2 separate regions of the Homo sapiens genome follow, and region 1 is linked to region 2. Evidence: read pairs that join two places in POLR2A ChIA-PET (ENCODE). Cell type or tissue: GM12878. All regions are shown on one strand. Links, peaks and the distances in the headings refer to the core of each region. The heading gives the core; the rest is flanking DNA. Region 1 overlaps ARSJ (arylsulfatase family member J). Region 2 has its middle 75 kb from the start of CAMK2D.

Region 1 (11,082 bases), core at 4,739-7,238, 120 kb after region 2:
ACTCAGTTGGAAGACACATCAATGACAAGGTTTTTAGGAAGTTTGATATCAATGCCAGAAAATGACCTTGAAGCAGGAGTCTTAGTGTCATGGTTGAAATCTGCAGTCCAAGCTAAGATCAAAATTATATCAATTCAGCAATAATCGTTACAATTTATTGACTGTCTACTATATATCTAGCAATGAACCAATATTATCTCCCATTCTTGGAACAAGCTTTGGAAAGTAATATTTTCCCCATTTCACAAAAAGGAAACTGAAGAACAGGATTTAAGAAATTTAAGTGGCAAAACTGGGATCTCAACAGAGATTAGTTGAGCTGCAAGGCATGTACTCACTATGCTGAAAGACTGGACAATACCGTATTCTGATTCAATAATTAGAACTCTGGGAAGAGAGCTGTGGAAAAGCTTGGAGCAATCTTCTCCTCAACTCTAAGGCCTTCTGTCTTAGAATTTGCGGTGAGTGGACACATCTTCTCACTTATCATAGGCTTCTATTTTCTGTAATCAAATTTCATCAGTCCTTCACAGATTTGAAGTTCATTCTGCTTTTTTAGGACCATGCAAACAAAATATATCCTATTAATACATTTCATTTTCTTTAAAGTCAAGGCAAATGAATACTTTGTAAACATAATGTATGGCTTTTTAAAAGTTATATGTAATGGATACAAACTTAGTACAGTGAAAATTCTCAGTGACAATTTGAATTTCCAATAGGATTTGAATTTCCAATAGGATTTGAATTTCCAATAGGATCTGCACCTCTTGGCCGAAATACTGGCCACATAAACATGGCACCAGATCTATCTGGTAAAAATGCATATTAAGTAGTTAAGGCAGCAAATGTTTATAGGGGGTAAAAGAATTTTCAGTTTTAGCATCTGTAAAGCCAATATTAGGTGAACAGGTAAATGAATTCAGGGATAAAATGATCAGTAGCAGCATAATAAAAGGATTTTAAAAGCACTGAACCTTAAATAACTCAATGGAAGTAAAGAGAAAGTTCAAAAAATGATTCACAAGATAGCTCAAGCGATAAGGTCCCTGATTTCAAGGATGTATACATATGTTTGAATAAAATTGTTTCAAGAAATCTGAGGTTCAAAAGGCAATATTTCTAAATATACTGGAAGCATTCTAAAACAAGCTAGAGTACTATAGTAATAAGCATGGTTCTTTATAGTTTTCCTGTTCTGGGTTTCTAATGCTTTTCTCAAGACAGAGGTAATTAAAATAATATATTACCATCAAAATCTATGTTAGGTCTTCTGATGGGATTTCCTGTGGTTTCCTCAAGTCACCGACATCTCAGTACATATTTGAATATATCCATTACATATCTCAATGTGTTTAAACCTATTAAGAATGATCTCCCTCCTGTTTGTCTTCTTCCTCCACAACATATATGAATACAAGATTCCTTGCAATTAATACAAATTTCTTCCTTAAACTTAATAATGTTTTCTTAGCAGATTTCTCTGATCCAAAAAAAGTAATTTGCAAGGAATATGAAATAGAAAACAACTTCAGGTTTATAGACTGGAGACCCATAATTCATATTATTTGTTATGTTTTCATCTTTTCTGAAAATACAGATTTTAAATACTTGTAAAAAATAAATGGGATGTTTGTTTTAAATTCTGCCTCAATCCAAATACCTGGAAAGCCCTGTATTTCGAAAACTTGAAATTTCATTCTAATTTTATTTAAGGTTAAACATAGAAGTGTGCTTTAAAAGTTCACATCTATCTCCCTTAACTTGGGCTGTACAAATTGTCCCAAAGATTTACATAGTTATTATGGCATTTTTTTGATGCACAAGGAACCAATAGGTGATAATTTATCTCATAGCAGCAGGATAGATGAGCCCAGCTCACACTGGGCACTTACTGAGCAATGTCCTACTTGCTGAAAATGGAATCTTATAAAAGTTGGGCTGTTTCTAAAATGTCCATGGGCATTCTAAACCTGTAGTCTGAGCCAGATGTCTGGAAGCTCTTAGAGATGATTTTTATTTTTTCTAATACAGTCATATCTTTCCCTTTGCTGTTTTCTTTGCACTTATCTGTCTTGTCTTATTTTGGTTTGGTTCCTTCTGTCCCTGCTGTAAACAGAAGTATGTCCTTTCTTCTCCCTCTCAATTTATTGACTTTTCTTTTTCTTTTCTTTTTTTTTTTTTTGAGCATATGTGAGCATACAGCATCTGTTTCCAAGCCTATACCAGATGGATGAAAATAATTATTGGAGAAATCTGAGAAAAGGAAGATCAAGGCACTTTTAACATCAGCAGAAGATAATGAAAGGGTAGAACAAAAATTGAAAACCAGAGACACTGTCAGGAGTAAACTAAAGCCACTTCTCAGAGTTTCCATAGATCCAATGGCACTGCCATAAATCTAGATTGAGAAAGTCCATTAGCAGTTATTGCAGATACAGTTACCTTCTCCTCACCCCAAATTCTAAATAAAATATATCAAAATAAATGAACAGATTGGTTATTATTTAAATATTAACCCAATTTGCCAGCTTCTTTTAGGTCGTAAATTTGCATGGACTCATGGTAATCCAAATGACTGTATAACCAATCAGGATATTTAGGAAAAAAAAAAAAAGAATCAGTGGCAATACTCAAGCCCAGGTTCCATGCCATCTGCAGGAGCTGTGCCACCGTTTTTATTATAAAAGAAACTACTATTAGGATGCAGTCGGACTGGTTTTTCCAAGCACTAAATCCATATGGGTAGAACTCAATAAATACCATGCACATAATAATTACTAACATCTGTAGAGTGCTTTCCGGTCTACATGTTGCTTTGTTTAACCTTCATAACTGTTATAATCCTCTTTTATAGCTCAGGAAACTGAGGCTTAGGGAGGTAAAGTGATCTAGTTAAGAGCACACAGCAAAAAACTTTTAAACCATAAATTTTGACTCTATAATGAAGTTTTTTGATTCCAAATCCAGAGCTTCTGCTACCTTGTGGTGCCTCTCTGAAAATGTTTTAACAACAATAATGTTGTGATTATACCTTTCAATGTAATTTTTAGAAAATGTTGCCTTTTAGTATCTTCCAGCCACAGCAGCTAATATTTTATGAGGTCATATTTCTGAGTTATTTGTAGTATGGAAACTGAACATTTGAAAACATTATTGAAATCTATTTAAAAACTGTTATTTGGTTAATTTGTAAACCTCAACCTCCTTGCCTCAAGTGATCCTTCCACCTCAGCCTCCCGAGTAGCTGGGACTAAAGACATGCACCACCATGCCTGGCTAGTTTTTGTAGAGACAGGGTTTTGTCATGTTGCCTAGGCTGGTTTCAAAGAGTTTGTAGTGATTTTGAAAGCGAAAGCAAGCTAGATAAAGCCTACTTTATGAAACATGTGCTTGGAATAAAATAGATTAGGATTTAAACCCATAATAATAAAGAGCCACGCCACCTCTCCTTATAGGGAATATTTAATATATTCCCCTAGAACATAAAGAGTTAATTGTTAATCACTTAACAGGAAGACTAGGAGAAGGGGTTCTACGACATTAAAAGCAAAAATGGGAAGAAATGTTTTAAATAAACTAGAAATCGGTGGGACCACACATTCACTTAATAAATCTTTACTGGCCATTTACTATGTATCATATAATGCCAAATACTTGGGGAAATTTAAATTTTAGAAGACAAAGCCTATCTTTTTGAAGAGCTCAAAGTGCAATGGAGAAGAAAGCAATGAATAAAATGTTTGAATTAAGAAGGAGAAACTTGTCTGCAGGAATAAGCAAAGGAAGTAAAATTAAATTAGAGTTCTGAAGGATAAATTGTATCTTCACAGGATGAGAAATGGGTAAAATGCATTTGGAAAGGAGCAGCTCACGCAATGGCATAAAAGTATGAGAAAGAGATTAAGTTCATGCAATGGTGACATGGTCACTGCAAGTAGATCACAGGGTACTTGAACGAGTGGTGAGAAAGGAGTCTGAAAGACTGCAGGGGCCGGTTTGAGAGGGGTCTTTGATGACACGACGAGATGTAGTGACTTTGCAGGCTCCAGGGTGCCAACAGCCTATGCTTTTCAGGCAGGCAATAGCACCATGGAATGTGCAGTTTAGAAAGACAATTCCGGTGGCTTAATGTGGGAAGAGACTGGTGGCAATGCAGTATTTTATAGGCTGTTGCAGCTGTAGCAGCAAGATGGACCTATAGAATTATGTATATTGTCCTAAATTAGAGGGTGTATTTTACTTTAGAATAATCAATGCCGTTAATAATTGTAGGCAGTTCATAATATAAAACGTTTTCAAGCAAGGGCAGGTTTGGGGAGGAAGGCCTTGAGGAAGATTCATTATATAGTAAGCTAATAGGAATAAAGGCTTCAATGTGATGTCCGATGTCTTAGGATGGTGACAGTTCTTTTAGTTTTAGCTCTCCAAAAAGTATTTCCACCATTTTATTTAAATATCTCTATTAGCATCCTTATATGTTAGGGATTTCTTCTTCTTTTAAAAAACTTAATTTCAGAGACCTCTCCTGAGAAAAAAATAGAAAGAAACTCTTTATGCTTGCAAAGCTAATAAGCAATACATTGTATTGGGAAAAAATATAAAAATAAGTAGAGAACCTTTTATTTAAAAATGGAAATAAGTCTTTAAAGTCGTTTTTTCTGAAACAAATGTGGTCTTTTGTTACATTGAGTGGGAAAATCTTAAATCAAACTTTCCAGGATAGAACATTAAAAAACAAAACCCATCAACTCTGAGCTCTCTCTCTACTGTTGAGCACAAAACCAAAATCACAAATGCACAACATTTACTTTCATAGTTCACGGTGACTGATTTGTGTATTGAACACAATGATTTTCTTCCTTTGTGCTTCTTTAAAAAAAGTAACATTAACTTGCAAAAAAGACTCCAAATTGCTTATGTAGGAACAAACTTAAAAGTGAGACAGAATTTCATCTACAAGGCTTAAAACATCTCTTAATTGTTATGATGTAACAGCAGTCTAAAAATTTTTATCAACAAACAAAAAATCAGTCAAGCACACACACCTTCTGAGACCATCTTGTCTGGATAACATCTTCAAAGTTAGGACTGAGTGATTACTAGTCTACGTTCTATGCTAAGGTGCTCAAGAAAAACAACTTCATATTGAGTGACATAAACAAGTGCAGCAAATCTTTTTAAATTTGCATGTTGTTTTGGGAGCCTTTTAAAAGAAACTGTAAGCCAGCATATGGAAAGTTATAAATGGAGCCCAAGTTTGCTTGGAATCTAATTAGAGATGCCTTCCAGCTGTTGCCACTGCCTGGAGCCTCTATTTCCTCTTACTCTCTCCTTCCAAACAAACCATGGAAAAGCAAGCTGAACACCAGTTCTCTTGCCTGACGCAACATGAACTGATTTAGGCAGTCTGGCAAAAAGGAGATGAAAAAATCAGCCTCCTTATTAAATGTTGCTGTACATAAAATGTACAATGAAAATTCAGTCGAATTAAGGACAGAGGTATAGAAGCAAAATTAACGTTAAAAAATTTAAGTGCATTACCAGCAGCACAAAAGGCATTATCAATATTATGACTAAAGACAGCATGGTGTCTAATGTTCACCTATTTGTAGAAAAATGAAAGAATCCATTAATTATTTTTCTATTTGCACTATGTTCTCCAAACTAGACACCTATGATAACCAAAGAAGGTCTTTGAACCCCTAACTTTGATAAAGATCAGGCTCCTACATCATAGATTGGTTATTTTTTTCTCTATGGATATTAACCTGCATGTTTTGACTTTAGCCGATACATATATACAAATAGATACATAACAGAGCTTAAGGCATGGAAGGTTGGGAGAAGGATGTGGCATTGATGTAGCTCTTTGAAGAGAAATAAAATTTCAAATAGGCTGAGAAGAGGGTGATTGTGGTATAAATTTACCTCTCTCATTTCTTTAATCTTCTACTTTCCACTAATTTCCCTATATTTTCTCCTCAGCCTTCACCTTCAAGCATATGTCTCTCTCTATCTTGAAAATATCCTCTCTTGGAACCCGCTATTTTTTAAATTGCCACATTTCTCTTTCCTTTCTTGCAAGATTAAACCCCGCACGCAGGCTACACCCACTCTTGCCATTTCTACTCTACCAACCCTTTTAATAACCTCTTCAGAATCAAACCATTTGTGTTTTGGGAGCGGGATGGGGGTGGGAAGATAAAAATGATGACTTTCTTCTTAAAATAGCAATTTAAAAGCACGATAAAATTTAAATAATAACTAGAGCTGTCTGAAGAGAACATTTCTTTTCAGGCAAATGTGAAATTAAGTAATCTGTTTCATGTTGCGGTAGACATTTTTCTGAATGGCTCACACAGAACATAAACCTTAAAAGCCAACAGCATACTGTGGGGGGAATAATTTCTGTTTACCCTCAGTTCAGTGTTCTGTCCCATTAACAGCTCTACCTCTAAATATGCATGACATTTCCTTTCAAAAATTTTCTGTTTAATGTTTCAAATGCACACACTAGATCTGACTTAGTAAACCAATTCCTTAATAATGAGTCATCTGGCCAAACATGAGTCAGAGTAATAAAGCTCTCGAGACACTTCACTATTTGAACTTTAGGGACATATATAAACCTGTGAACGATTTCACAGCCTGAAGAAAGAATTTTTAGCTGTTATGAGAAGCTGGGTAAGAGAGAACCAGCACTTCCCTGTTTTCATGTCTTATCTTTTCTGAATTTGTAACATTGATTAGAAGAACCTCTGTTCTATGATTTTTTATTTACAGAGATTGCAATGATCATGTGTAGCATTAAAATACAAATTTCACAGACAGTATATTTTACTTTGTGTATATTAAACATGTTTTTTTCTTGAACATTTGGCAACTATAATCAACATGAGATTAACTGTTTCATCAGAATGTGTTTATATGGTTGCATATTATCAAATGGAATTTGGTTTCTGAAAAATGGAATGAAAGTATGGAACAAAATGGCAGAGCTAAAAGTCAGAATATTCCCAACCTTGTATTTTAGTTAATTTTACTGTGATCTATCAGCCACCCAATAGATTTTTTTTCTGAAAGCCTTCTAGTTTCTCTTGTCTTCAAGACTATGTTCATTGGGGTATTAAGTAATGTACCTTCTATCATTGCTTCTCTCTTGAATTATTGTTCTCTTTCCATTCTTAGTGTTATCATTACGGTTTTTTTTCAGTATTTTGTTTCTCATTCAGACAGCTTCCTACTGGTTTCCCTGTTTTAGAGTTGGAGAAATAATAATGAGACATGGATAAAATACAATTAGGCAATGATAAAACGATAAGAAAACAAGGTATTGACAATGAGTTGTAGTGGGCATTTTACAAAATACACATTGATCGAGAATAAATTTTATGTGTGGTTCCCTATACCTGTTCTGGTATGCCTAACTACAGCTTAGTTATTGAATAATAGTTTCCTTGTATGCTTTCCTCACTACTGGGCTATTGAATTTGATGACAAGTGAAAAATTTGAGAGTTTGAGATCATCTGAAAAAGCTTCTCTACTTCACAAACCTTGCTGTTTTATAATTATTTTCTGTGTACCTCCAGTATCCTGGTTTGAATGTTAAAGTATTTCATTTTCATCTCCATGGTGGTGTTATAAAACCGCAGGATTATTAGTGAACTGCCTCAACTTTAATAGCTATAATTGATTCTGGTGTATTCATCAAAATGACAGCTATAATTTGTAGAAAAAAAAGAATCAAAGAATTTTCTTATAAAAGATGTGTTTAATAGATCTGTAGCTTTTTATTATTGCTGCTGCTGATTCATTATTTTTACATTTTATAACTTGATGCTGGTACTTCTTGAGAATGATTGCCTTATTAACATATTACTTATTTGTAGCATTAAGTCAGTAACTTATTTTCTTGATATGTTAAGAAAATTCCCTCAAAGTAGATTGAATAGGGCAGTGTTTTTCAAACAATGACCCAGGAGCCCTGGAGATTGGCAGAAGTGCCCCGAGCCTGCCTTAGAAGGAAGGGGTTGAGGCTGGAACCTGCACTAGCAGATCTACTTTCTTTTGTTTTATATGCTGGACTTCTTTTCCATCAAGAAATTCATTTGACTGAAAAGTGACACATTGAAAAAGAGTTTGAAAAATTATAGAATAAGTTTCAAGTCCAACAGAGAAATAAACCAATTTACCTTTGGCAAACATAGGTAACGTGAACTGGGCAGCTCCTCTAGGTGAAAAATAAGTAATGGGAGAGAGAGACTACAGTGCAGATCCTGAGCAGACACCATGGAGAAGTGACACCCACACTCTGATCACACCTGGAGGAGGCATCCAGCACGTTGGAAGTGAAGTAGCACTTACCCAACAACATAACCTGGGTTGCCTAAAGTTTTACACTTTAAGATTTAAAATAAAGGGGCTTAGAGAAGGGATTTGAACTTGTAAAAGATTATGAGATTCTTATTCTTTAAAAAATAAACAATCACAAATGTTCTTTTGCAGGATATGTTCTGTAGTGCTTGTTCTTAAAATCTAAGAAAGGGAATGTTTGGGCTAACATGTTACATCAGATGGAGGTTGGACGTTTTGATTTCAATACTGTGTGTGGTAACTAAGGTGAATGCATTAAAACAAACATTCCTCTCAATGAAATCTTTCTCAATGTCTGCACAGCTGTTAACTCTTTGGCCCAGAAAACTGCATCAAAAGCCAGCAGTAATACAACTTATGCAGGTTGGCCCATAAACTGTTTAGTGAGTACTTTGCTTTTGGAGAACAAAAAGAAGAGATCACCAATGTGGAAAAGTTGTAATAAATGACAATGTTCTATAAATTAAAGCAAATGACCTATTTTTAGCTATTTTAAAATAAGAAGCAAAATAGGTGGACTTCAAGTTTTAACAAAAATCTTGCCAGATGTAAATCCTTAAAAATTATAATTCTAAAAATGTAAGTGCAGGACCACCAACTACTGCTCAGACTCTTTTGCCTTGACATTAATCCAAGAGAAAGGGAAAAACATGTATGTGTGCCTGTGTTTGTCTCTCTCTCTCTCTCTGTGTGTGTGTGTGTGTGTGTGTGTGTGTGTGTGTGTGTGTGTGTAAACACTTGATATTTGATGCAATCAATAGTCTGAAGTAGCAACATTTTCATTTTGATGAAAATAGGGATGTTGAGTGCATACATTGGCTCTTTCTGTTGATTTCTTTTAATCATCAACCATCTGACCATATGGATGGACTAATAACATGCAGAGTTTTGGCTACAAGTCCAACGTAGTGAAGTAAGGGAGAATGGTGAATTCACCCAGTTCATTCAACTCTGGGACAGCCGTGAGGCCAGACAAGCATGCTTGCCCTAATGTAGCACCCTGCCCCAACATTCACCTGTGCTGCTTTTTCTTTCTTTTGAAATATTAGTGAGTGGCTGAGCCAGAACTCAGATGCAGACCTTCTGACACCACTTACTATGATAAAAGAAAAAAAAATCTATAACTGCAATCCTTCAAAATATAAAACCTAAGGGAGTCAGAAAAAGAAGGGAGAAACAAAGACTATTATTTATTGGTAGGCTTTGAAATGTGAAATATAATTGTCAAAGAGATTCCTGTAACTTGTGATACATGTCTGCTGGAGCAGGCACCTTTTTTTTTTTTTTTTCTAATAGTTGAATGAATAAACTTGAATTTGTCCTTGACTCCTCCTTTTCTTCCTGTTGCATTTGTAGTTCATCAAAAAATCTTGTCTGCTCTATCTGCAGAATATACTCAGAATCCATCACTTTCCATCACCCCTCCCTCTGTCCCATGATCTCTCACACAGGTTAATGCTATGGTCTCTTTAACAGATCCACCTGCTCTCCATCCGACCTGCATGATCTATCCTCAACACAGCCACTAAAGCAGTTCTGTTAAAAATGAAGTTAGATCAGGTTCCCCTTCTGCTCCAAGCTTCCCAGTGGATCCCATTTTAGTCGAGTGAAAGTCAGTGCCCCTGCCTGTGCCTACATTACACTACAGGATCTGGCTTCTTTAACTGCTTTGACCCCATTTCCTCTTAATCTCTCCTGGTCTGTCTCTGAACTAGCTTAGTGGGGCTGTCCTGTAATGGTACTTGAACACACCAGGGGTGTTCCTGTTGTAATACTTATGCATTCACTCTTCTTTCTGCCTGGAGAAGCTACATACAACGATCCCTTCCTTGCCTCCCTTCTTATCAAGGTCTTCCGTGACCTTTGTAATATTGTCCTCTCAATTTCTGTGACTCCCAATCCTCTTTCCTGCCTTATCTTCTTTCTTAGAGCATGTCACCCTCTAGCATACTATATAGTTTTCTTATTTGTGTCTTCTTGCACTAGAATATGAACACCATGAAAACAGGGATTTTTATAGGTTTGTCAACTTATATATTTCCCAGTGTATTAGTCCATCCTCATGTTGCTATAAAGGACTGCCTGAGACTGGGTAGTTTATAAAGGAAAGAGGTTTAATTGACTCACAGTTCCACCTGGCTGGGGAGGCCTCAGGAAACTTACAATCATGGGGGAAAGGGAAGCAAACATGTCCTTCTTCACATGATGGCAGGAAGGAGAAGTGCCAAGCAAAAGAGGGAAAAGCGCCTTATAAAACCAGCAGATCTTGTGAGAACTCACTCACTATCATGAGAACAGCAGCATGGGGGTAACGCCACCATGATTCAATTACCTGCTGCAGGGTCCCTCCCAGGACACTTAGGGATTATGAGAACTACAATTCAAGATGAGATTTGGGTAGGAACAAAGCCAAACCATAATCACCCAGTGTCTAGAACAGCACCTGGCAAAGAGTAGGTTCTCAATATTGAATGAATGGATGAATGAATGATGGATGAATTTCAGGGAAATAAAAACGACACCACTTAAATCAAGGGCCATTACTTAATGAATGATTAGCTGGTAGTGGAGTGTCACAAGGGTTACAAATTAGCCGATGAATAGTTTTCTTCCTTTTAGAATTTCTAAAGGTATACATTTAACCTTGGGAGTTTCCTTTATGTAATTAAGAAATAATCACACTCAGCTACATCATGGGTTTGAGG
Region 2 (11,082 bases), core at 5,772-8,271:
TAACAATACAAAAATTAGCCAGGCGTGGTGGCACATGCCTGTAATCCCAGCTACTCAGGAGGCTGAGGCACAAGAATTGCTTGAACCTGGAAGGCGGAGGTTGCGGTGACCTGAGATTGTGCCATTGCACTCAAGCCTGGGCAACAAGAACAAAACTCCATCTCAAAAAAAAAAAAAAAAAAGAAAGAAAAAAGAAAGGTAATACTAATACTTTGAAATTAAATGGCTCTTTCTATTTTAATGCATTTTTACTTGTACTAGTTAATTTTATCCTTACAATTACTGTATTAGTTAAGTAGAAGTGTTCTAGTTCCCCATTTTATATACAAGGGTCCTTAACTTTCAAAATGTTAAAAAGTCAGAAAGTGAAAAGAGTTTGAGTTTGAATTTAATAGTTAAGAGCTATTATTAATAGCTAGTCAAGAATTTGCACCAAAACATTCCCTTCTTTAGTGATCCTCTCTTTCCTTCTTTGAAATCTATCTCTGTCTTCTCATTTGAAAAAATCCCTTCTTGCATCTCAATTACTCCTTGTTTTTTTTTTAAATAAATATCTTTAATTGATACCCTGTATGAGTAATCATTTTAGGCTAGAGATGTGAGTCCAAGCTATACTTTTTATTGAGGTGAAAGAGGAATGATGAACTCTAAATAAGCTTGATTTTTGGCTCTGCTAAAGAAAAGACAGAAAGAGAGAGAGAGAAAAAAACACCCTATGATTAGGGTTTAGCAAAAGCACTAGATAGCCTTGGTTGTCATGGAGACCACCACAGCCACTACTTTATATGCAGATAATGTGCAGGAAGGGTAGGCAGGAAAGATTATATATCTATATAGTTCACCAATGGTGAAATGGTAGCAATAAAAAAGTGACTGGCCTTGGGAGATAGGAATAGCCAACACAGGTGATGGCAGGAACAAATTTGAAGCCAGAGGTTGAGGGAGAGGTTTTGGCTGGGAATTCCAGGCGGGCAGTGTCTTTGAAAGTCCTTATATGGTAGTCATTAGTGCTGCTTATCAAATACTTCTGGCTTCCTTCCTCCTGAGTACATGATAGGACTAATACTTCTGGCACCTTTTTGGGTAGGGGGAGCCATGTCATTAGTTCCAGCCAAAGAGCTATCAGCAGAAGTGGCATGTGCCATTTCCAGGCCTAGAATTTACCTGCTTGGATAAGACACTCCAGAGCTTGGTGTGCCTTCTGGCTCATTGATTGGCAATATCCATGAGCTCAGGTCCCTCTGTAACTATGAAGAGGTGAGCCTCCCAGTTGATCCATGGTGGACATGCAGGGCAGGAAATGAGCCCTTGTTATTTAAAACCACCGAGATTGTTGGCTTGTGTTTTACCTCAATGTTGCCCAGCCTGTTTTAAGTAATATAGCTAATAAATGATGAGGGTAAAATTGGCAGGCTATATATAAGAAGTTTTTCCAGTTATCCATTGTATGTAACAAACCACTCCAAGACTTAGTGGCATAAAAATAACAAAAGTTCTATTATGCTTATGGATTCTGTGGGCTCAGAATTCAGAAAAGCCAAAATGGGGCTGGCTCTTCTCTGTTTCACAGTGGCTGGGGCCTTGGTTGGGAGGACTGGAATGACCAGGGTTAGAATTATCTAACCTGGTGGCTTCTTCATGTACATGTCTAGCACGTGGGCTTGATGGCTGAAGGATAGGGTCAGCTAGGCCTGTCCAACAAGCACCTCCATGTGGCTTAAGCTTTTCACAACATGATCAAAAGAATTTGAGAGGAAGCATCCAGAGAGCAATTATTCCAGAAGTCTAGTGGAAGCTTTTTGGTCTTTTATTACACATGGCATCAGCTCTGTGCATTGTGTTAGTTATGAGAAAGTCATTAGGCCAAGACAAAATTCCAGGGGTGATGGTGGTAGGGGGGGGTTAGAGTTAGACTTCACTTCTCCGTGGGAGGAATGTCAAAGAATTTGCAGCCATTTTTTTAAAAGCCATAATGGAAGGGTAAAGAAAAGATTGCATAGTCACAGAAGGAAACACTTGTATAATGTGGTCAAATCACGGTTCATTTCATAAAAACAAGATGCTATTTTTGTATAGTGTTCTGCAGCTTATAATAAACGTTCACATGCCTTATCTCATGTGATCCTCCCAACAGTTCCATGATGTAATGCAGGACAGTTACTTTTATCTCTAGAAAGCAAAAGAAGAAGAATAATTCTGAGAGGAGTCTGAACTAACTAAACGCTATACCACTGAAATGGATATATAGACATTTAAATTGATCTTCTAATACTTCAAACTACCAATAATTACTCTGGATTAAACAAATAAAATTGTATGCTCACTAGTTATTAGGCACTTTCTTTGGTGCTATGAATATACAAAGATGAGTTAAATATTTTTTCAAGATCTGGAAAAGGCAAAGTTGTAAACAGAAAACAAAGCCAAAGGCAGAATGGCATAAGAGCTAATGATAACGGTCCAGTGACAAGAATATGTAGAGGAAGAATCACTTAGTTTAGATGATGAGAAAGTGGTATTTAAGCAGAGTCTTGAAGAATTAGAAATGTTTAGATTGGTGGAAAAGGTAGACAGAACTTCTCCAGCATGTGCAAAGGCACAAACTACTTGTGTTCAGAGTTTACTACTGAAGAAGAAACTGTGACTGGAGTATAAGGCAAAAAGAAAAAAAAAAAGAGTAGAGGGGAAGCTGAAGGTGTACGTTAGTCAATTCACTTCAAATTGTCTCAAGCCTGCCTATGATGCCTTTATTTTGAGAGCTATGCAACAGAATATATTAAGTATTTTTCATGTACAAATCATTTTCCATCTTTGGAGACTACTTATTGTCACTAAGCTCTTTATCATCGCATACGTTTCTTCAAAATCATCTCAGTTAATGGTCTCACTCTCACTGCAAGCTACTGTTTTTGGTTACAAACTGCTTATCTTTCTGACAGAGTCTTTGCTAGGTTTTTGCATCCACATATTGACTATGCGAGAAATTAATAATACTGTAGATGGTCTTGAAATTTTCAAAAATCTTGAAGGAAGAGAGAATTATTAAAGGAATAAGCAGAGAATTATTAATGAATTTTTTAGAGTCACTCTCACAATGACCTACCTCTAAAATAGCATTGAAAAAATAAAGCATCTTTCTTCTTGGCTGATTTTCAAAACGATCTTTCTCCAGTTTTTAACACCTTTCTTTAAGCTACTCCATCTTGTTCTACCCCTACACCTCCTATCCTCTCCTCCCTCAAATTGCTAAAAATCCATAACCTGTTTGTTTTCTGTTACCCACCATTAAATGTCCTTCTGGATGAGATGAAAAGCTTTGCACTTTCAATAAAATATTATCTCACCAGGATTTTTTGATGTAACTTTTTATGACCATTAGGAGACAGTGAACATGAAATGATTAAATAGAAATGACTTTAAAGTACTGTTGCTAGGAGTATTTAATGTATTACCTTGAAAGTGTAATGACACTGAGCATATGGATCTTATTTCATTTTATGCTCCAAACAGGAAATTACTTTTTTGCCTAAAGGAGTTTAAACTGTTGTAAAGTTCCCACAGCATAGAGAAGAATATCGGTCCTGCAGAGAGAATGCAATGATTAAAGCAGAAGACGTCAATCCTGATCTAAAGAACAAGAACACCACACTGCCAGCAGGCTGGGGCATATTATGTGAGTGAAACCTTCTGCAGAAATCACTTGAGTATAGCAGCACAATTAAAACCCATTAATAAGAAACCAGGAGGAAGAAAACAGATACCCCGGACCCAATTAGCTGAACAATGAACTGCAAGAGCTGTATAGAAATAGAATCCATCATAGCACCAAGAGTTAAAATATACCATCAAATCCCTTAGGAAAATGTACAAGTACCCTGCACACACGTATACGTGAGGTTGCACAGTAAACTGGATGTATTTTTTATTATAAAATGTGGGGCCAGCTAATTTAAATAACCATTTTTATCATTTTTATAAGGTTCAAAGTCTTATAGATATTGTTAAATATAGAATCCTAAGTGGAATGATCCAACATCTAGCTTTTACAGTTAGGATCCTGGTGCTTTGATCGGTAAAAACCTGGAGAGAGGTAAGTATCAGAATTAGGACTTTATGAAATATGCTACATGTTTCATATGTATTCCTGTTATATGGAGAATAATTTGAGACAGAGTGCACAAGTAATTTGACCAATGTTACCCACACGGGTAACAGTACACAGTTCAGTTCAGAACCTGAGCTCTGAGCTGAGGCTGTTTCCTTTATTCACTGCTGCTTCAAGGCTCAGGAAATACCTCCTGCCTTACCCTTGAGTGGATTCAGGGTGGAAGGCATTACTCACAATTGTCCTGGTGGTAGAAGCAGAATTCCTGTATTTACTCACTGATTATTTTTGTTCTGGACATTGGGCCCCTCTGATGTTAATATAAATATCACATTAATTTTTTTAAAAAAGAATTAATACTCTCATGGTGACAGCCACAGTTTACAAATGATGTTGCTGAAAGTAACAATACTTCACTTTAAGGAAAAAGATGCGATTGGTATCTACTAGCAAATTAGCATACTTTTTCGTCTGAGTAAGTTTAAAGTCTTTTGCTGAATGTCTGACAGAATTATATTGAGTCAAAGCAATAAAGATGGTGATGAATTCTATACATTCTACCTCTTAAAGGTAGTTTTGGTTCAGAGAAGAGAATTTTGGATTACAATTACATAATTATGCCAAAATGTGTTTACAAGAATAAGTAGGCAACAATTGCTCCTTCTTAACAACTGCAACTTTGGCAAAATGCATAACTTTCAGAGATTCTCAGGATCTAAGAGAAAAAGATTCATTAGAACTGTAGACATTAATGATGTCTAGTTGAAAACATATTTTCAGCAGTTAGCACTTCTAGAATTGGCATCAGCTTAAATGTTTTTAATCTGCTCACATAAAAGGAAATTATATATTAAATGTTCAAAGCAATTATTTTTTGTGTTTAACAAAATCTTGCATTAGGAATATGACATAGATGAAAATGAAGTACATAAAAATAAACAAATTGCCTCTCTCACTTTTGGCAGCACCTAATTTTATGCAGTTATCTTTAATATTATATCAACTACTCATTTTTCCACAAATATGCATGAAAATCATGTTAAATATTTTTTAAAGGCATTTGCTATCTCTTGAGCGAAATTCTTGATATTCTGCTCTTATAATATTCCCAAGGACAATAAAAAAGTATACGCTGTTTTCAAGGGCAATTGCTCATTAGCAGTGGAGCTGACATGTCCAATTCAAAGCATTGGTAAGTCAGCCCCGAGTGAAATGGACACAGCTGGATTACTTTACCTAGTTTTACATGGCTAATTCAAAGTACAGCTTATTGATTTAAGGATAAAACATCATACCCTGTTAAACAATGTAGCTTGGCACCCATTTGACTTAGGAAAAATCTAATTCAATACAGCCAAATGTTTATATATACAAAGGAAAGTACTAAGACACTACGATGAAGATTAACAAGTAGTTTTTAAGACTACATTGCAGACATGTTTACATCACTAAGTATGTTTTGCTTAAAGTGTTCTAGATTTCCTGAGTTATTAAAATATATAAAACAAAAATATAACTCATATACTTAAACGTATACACACATATATACCTGAAAATAAAAATTGATAAATAGCATCACATCAAACTATTTTAAAGCAGGAATATACAGAGACTGTAATGTGGAGACTTCAATAATTTGGACCAGAAGGAATAATGGTCCTCTGTGCGAAGAGGACAGAAAACTGGGGCCAGAGCTGAGGGAATTAACCTGGCTTTTTTGCTGAGTTCGCATCAGAAGGGTGGCCAGCATCCAACATATAATGTTCAAAGGGTGGTGAACTCTTTGGACAGAGGGCAAGGCAGAAAAGATCTGCAAGAGTAGCCACAGTCAGTATTGGGTAGATGGCCATGTGGCTCCTGATGATCTCTCAGTAGACCAGGATTATAGGGAGCAAGATGAAGCCCCCAAAAGCTGAGCCAGTGCCCCTGTGTTCTAGTCTCAGGGGATAATGCTGCTGAAGGCCTGAAAAGCACAGCTATTTAAATGGTGTGCAGATTTTACAATCAGTTAGACCTGGATTATAATCCTAGCTCTCCCACATACTTGTCATGTTATGTAACCTTTTTAAGTTTAACCTCTCTAAATCTCAGTTTAATCACTGATAAAGTAGAGCTAAAAATACTTAGTTCAGAATATTTTGTGAGGATCATGTGATGTAGAATCTAGTGGTTAAGGATTCAGGGACTGAGAATGTAAAGATTAAATTATAGGTTCTGGAACCGGACTCCTTGGATGCCAATTTATGTATTTGGGTAATTTTACTTAATTCTCTCTGCTTCAGTTTTCTCATCTCTGTGAATGGGGAGCTAAGTGCTCCTATCTTTTAGGGTTTGTTGTTAATGCCGGGTATGTAATAGTAATCAATGAGGTTAATTATCATTATCTGTGCCATTATATGAACATACAAAAGACTTTTGTTGTTGCTACTATTTTTGTTATTAAGACAAGAATATTTACATGAGCTAAACATGGCAGTGATGAGAAAGCTGTGATTAGTGAAGACCTGTGAAACCAGGGCTCCTCTAAAATTTAAAGCCACAAGCTTAATTCCAGATATGTTGAAATAGGTTCTATGCTGAGCATGTGTGATTTGCCATTACCAAGAATGACTCAGCATCTGAGTAAGTAAGGATCACTCTAAATGAAAAGGCCATAAGCTAAGGCTGAACAAGAAAAGGGAAGTGAGAAAATACAAGACCATGCAGCCAGCATTGTAAGTTTTAAGAAGAAAACTAGATACGTGCCTACTGAGAATTTTGTTATGTCTTTCTCAGAGTTATTATAACATCCCTGGCTTGTTCTGCTCTGCTAAGAAGCTGCTGAAGATGTGTCACAATAAGTCATTTCTCACTGGGATCATCCCTTTAATTGCATTTTTAAAAAATGTACACTAAAGAACATTACTAGACACTTAGATTCTCAAGATCTTAATTTCCTTAGCTGAAAAATTGAGGGATTGTATAAGTTCTGTAATAACCTTTCAATTGATAAGTTATATGATTCTATGATCACATACCATATTTGGCTTTCCCTAGCATGCCACCTTCAGAGAGAGGAATGTGTGATAGTTGTAGCCACATTTTAGGAAGGTCCTTAGGGAACTTCATGTAATTAAAAACCTTTGGTTAAAGTCCACTGCCATAAATTCAGTGCTATAATGGGCTCTATTCAGTAGAGATTTCAATTTATAACATGTGTACATTAAATAAGGTAATTTATAATGAACCAAAGCCTGAGGGAGATCTGACTATTTTTCAGTACATTGTATTTTACCATTTTCTATTACAGGGTAGAACTGCCTATAAGGGGAATTGCTTCAAAATTTATGTTACGATTCATATTGGAAGCTTCTCACTTCACTTGATTCATTAAATCTTATAGCTATTCTAAATTCTGAAGTACTCCTGGCTTTGTACATATTATCTGTCTCAATAGTCATCATTACTTCTTCAGAAGCATTTTGCTTTTTTTCTCCTATGATATATGATGAAGCAACAATTATAACTGACATCTTCTAAGAGTAGCATGTGGCACCCTGTGCTCAGTGGGTGAGCTGCATTATCTCATTTAATCTTCATAGGAACCCTGCAAGGCAGGTGCTATCAGTACCGCTATTTTATAGAAGAGTAAACTGAGGTTTTGACAGTGTCACTATCTTGCTCTGGGTTACACAAGTGGCGAAGTTGGGACACTCTGGCTACTAATTTCACACTTCTAATTACTCAGCTTTCTAGATGACCATGAGGGAGGGATTGACAACAAAGATGGCAAAAGCTTCTGCATTTAAATGTGCAACCTTCACTAACAAAAAAACCTCAAAATGTTCAAGTGTACTTTGAGCACTTACCGTTATTTTGTAGAATTTGGGAATTCTTTCTAACGGCAAGTATTTTGTTTTCTAAAAGTCTGTCCACTGTACTTTTCTCAGATGGACAAATCTATTAAAATCTATTTTTAGTAAAACTAACAATTCATCCATGCTTTCAGTAAGTTCAGTAATTATTTCTTTTTGGAAGTGGCTTATAAAACTTCCCTGGAGCATCTTTGCCTTTTATGCTCTTGAAAAAATAAATTATTCTGAGTTCCCTCTGTCCTTAAAGAGCTGTTATTACTAACTGAATCCTTAGCATCACAAATAGGCCAAGGGGTAAGAGGCTTTTATTGATACTGTTCATTAAAATATTCATAACTAGGAATTTAAGATGCATTCCCTGTTGAGTGCAATCAAGCTATTATTGCATTTGTGTATCTTTCACCTAGCTTTTTGGAAGTAATTTTCCAAACTATAAAAAGTGTTAGATCTTATAAGTGGAGCACATACTTTTGGTGTATTGTGGGAGACTGGGAATGTGACAGACGCTTTTTCTCTCCCCAGGATGTCTTGTCAATTAATTCTTTAACCACTAATTGATGGGTGGTACAAGACACTGGGCTAGGTACTTTGACAGATACGGAAAATACAAGTATATGGTCCCTGGGACAAAAAGATGTATATTTAAAGAAATCAAGAACAACTTATAAAGTCTCACGAGAATACTGACAGCACTAAATTCTTTACAGAGAGAGGAATTTGTGTGGTGTTGTTTTGGAAGATTTAATAGAAGTGGTGAGCTTTGAGCTTGTTTCTGAAGGATGAACAGGAGGTAAAGGCCGGGAGGGATACAATAAACTAAATCTAGAGGCAGGGCCATAACCTCAAGACATGCTCAGGACAGCAAATATGTCCTCCCAGCTAAAGGGAATATGTGTGTAAGGGCAAAATGAAAAAAAAAAAAAAATGAGGATAGTGTGTATCCAGGTGGTAAAGAAGCTTGAAGGCTAATTTAAGAAGTTGGATCTTAATCATCAAAAGAGGCAATGAAAGTTTGTAAAATGGATAATCAACATGGTGGTAAAAACAATTTTTAAAGAAAGATAAAAATCATGACTCTCCTACAAGGAAGAAAATAAACATTCATTAAAGATGATATTGTGACGGTGGCCTGCAGTCACCTCATGGCCATCCAGAATTACAAGGCTGTCTGCAGAGATTTGAAAAATGGCAACAAATGAAAGTGTCAGCATCTTTAGTTCAGCATCCTTGGCTGTGGAGTATGTAGATTCACTTTCACCTGAGAATCCTCTGCAAGAACCATTTTAAAATGCGTGGAACTATATGCATTTTATATGAAATAAAATAAAATGTATAATTACATGTTGAATAACTATACAAAGTTCCAAACTGCAAGTAACTTGAAAAATCTTTTAGATATATACCGGTCATTTCAGAAAATCCTTAATAGTGGTGTTGGCTTTATATTTAACTTTAAACATCATTTAGAATTTGCCTAAAGATCAAAATGTCATGCATTGAACCTTATCAATTGATAGTAGTGAATGACTGAAGCTTCCAAATCATGAAAAACCAACACCAAGAACTTCCATTGTTATCTGGAGTTGAGAGTTTGGGCTGATTCTCTCTTTGAAGAGTCCTTTTTGATTGCAGTGCAGTACCGGCATCTATGAATTAAAGCATTTCTTGATGTAAGTGGAGTATTTTAGTCTAAAGATTTTTCAAGTTACTTGCATTTTTTAAATTGAGAAGCTTTATTTCTGCTGTTTACCCTTTCATTTTTATATATCAAATTTCCATCGTCATTAAAACTGTATCTTGAAACTTTGTGAACTGACTTGCTATATTTGCACTTTGAACTATTGAAATAAATGTTAACTTTTGTCTGACAAAATAGATGATGTAACTCATAATAAAGGGAAAAGGCAAATGTTAAAAAAAACTCAAAGAACAGACACATTTATTGATTAGGAATATTGAAATGAATGTGCAAATGGAGGCAGAACTGTTGTTTTAGAATAAGGAGGGTGTCTCTTCACTGGACGGAATATTTGCATGTCTATAGGTAAGATTTATTTTGCATCTTTATTAGCTATCTACAAAGTATAAAGTTGTAATAATCAGAAAACTCAGTGTATAGTGTTGTGCAAGCTGATTTGAAATGGAGGCTAAAGGTCTGTTTAGTGGTGGATAGGATGTCTATAGTGTGAATGGTATAGGAGAAAGGAATGTAACAGCAAATATGTGGTCTGGACATAATTTCATGATTAATCATGAAATTACAAGGGACAGTGAAGAATGTGTGATATATGTGAGTTTCTAATTTCCATCCCTGTGCAAATAAGAGTAGTATAGACAAATATAAAAACCACATGAGCTTAATTTTATACAATCGAGTCTAAAGTGCCATTTAAATGGAATTGTCCAATTGCATTCCTTTTATTTACTTTCCACAGTGGGAATTGCATGTTCTACTCTACTGTTATACTTTCCCTAGGAATTTATACTCTGCTAGAATAGTGGGCACTTCTCCTGTGAAGTGAGCTCTTCGGAGTGGTAAGCAGGATGCAGGCAAAAGAAGGCCTATTATATATCAGTATAAAGAGACTTATCATTGGATAAGGCATTTTGTTTCTAGAAAGTGCCTGAAATGAAAATATGTTTCCTTGCAAGTAAGATCTTCCTTTCTGAGGCTAACGCTATCAAATTGGTGTGTCAAAGGAATAACAGGACCCAGAGGAAATGTGGCTCAGGGCTGGTAAATTTTGAGGCTGGAAAATGATAAATATTTATTGTGTGCTGTTCGTGTGCATGGCACTCTTTTAGGTATTTTCCTAGCATTACCTTCTATTACCCTCACAAGAACCCAATGGGGTAGGTGATATTAGTATCTCCACTTATGAACAAAGAGACTAAGAGAGTTTAAGTTACTTGCCATGGCTCACAGGCCTACTAATGTCAGAGCCAGGACTGAGCTTGGGCTTGTGATTCCATACATGCAGCTACTTACCCCTCTCCCCTGCCACTTATGAAGAGTAAAAGGTTCACAGTGAAGGCTCTTCAAGGGAAGTCAGAACTAAGATGAGGGTTATAGCAAAAGTCCTGCCCGGAAATGTGAAAGTTCTGCATGTCTGGGGACAGGAA

The links. ChIA-PET counts read pairs that join two places held together with the same protein. Peaks named below come from ENCODE experiments on the same cell type or tissue, not always from the same donor. Only the 100,000 strongest peaks of a DNase experiment are listed, where the experiment ranks them.
Region 1: POLR2A ChIA-PET joins it to region 2 with 5 read pairs; 3 of 35 experiments call an interaction of 5 or more read pairs at or near these places.

What each region holds. Positions count from the first base shown.
Region 1 is chr4:113,952,834-113,963,915 of GRCh38, forward strand. All of the region lies in intron 1 of ARSJ (arylsulfatase family member J), which reads right to left. Among named protein-coding and RNA genes, the nearest start is that of ARSJ, 21 kb to the right of the region's middle. In GM12878, for the core only: no CTCF peak of the experiment used is centred there; no DNase peak of the experiment used is centred there.
Region 2 is chr4:113,830,907-113,841,988 of GRCh38, forward strand. No RefSeq gene overlaps it. Among named protein-coding and RNA genes, the nearest start is that of CAMK2D, 75 kb to the left of the region's middle. In GM12878, for the core only: no CTCF peak of the experiment used is centred there; a DNase peak (open chromatin) is centred at 6,725; H3K27ac peaks cover 2,053 bases.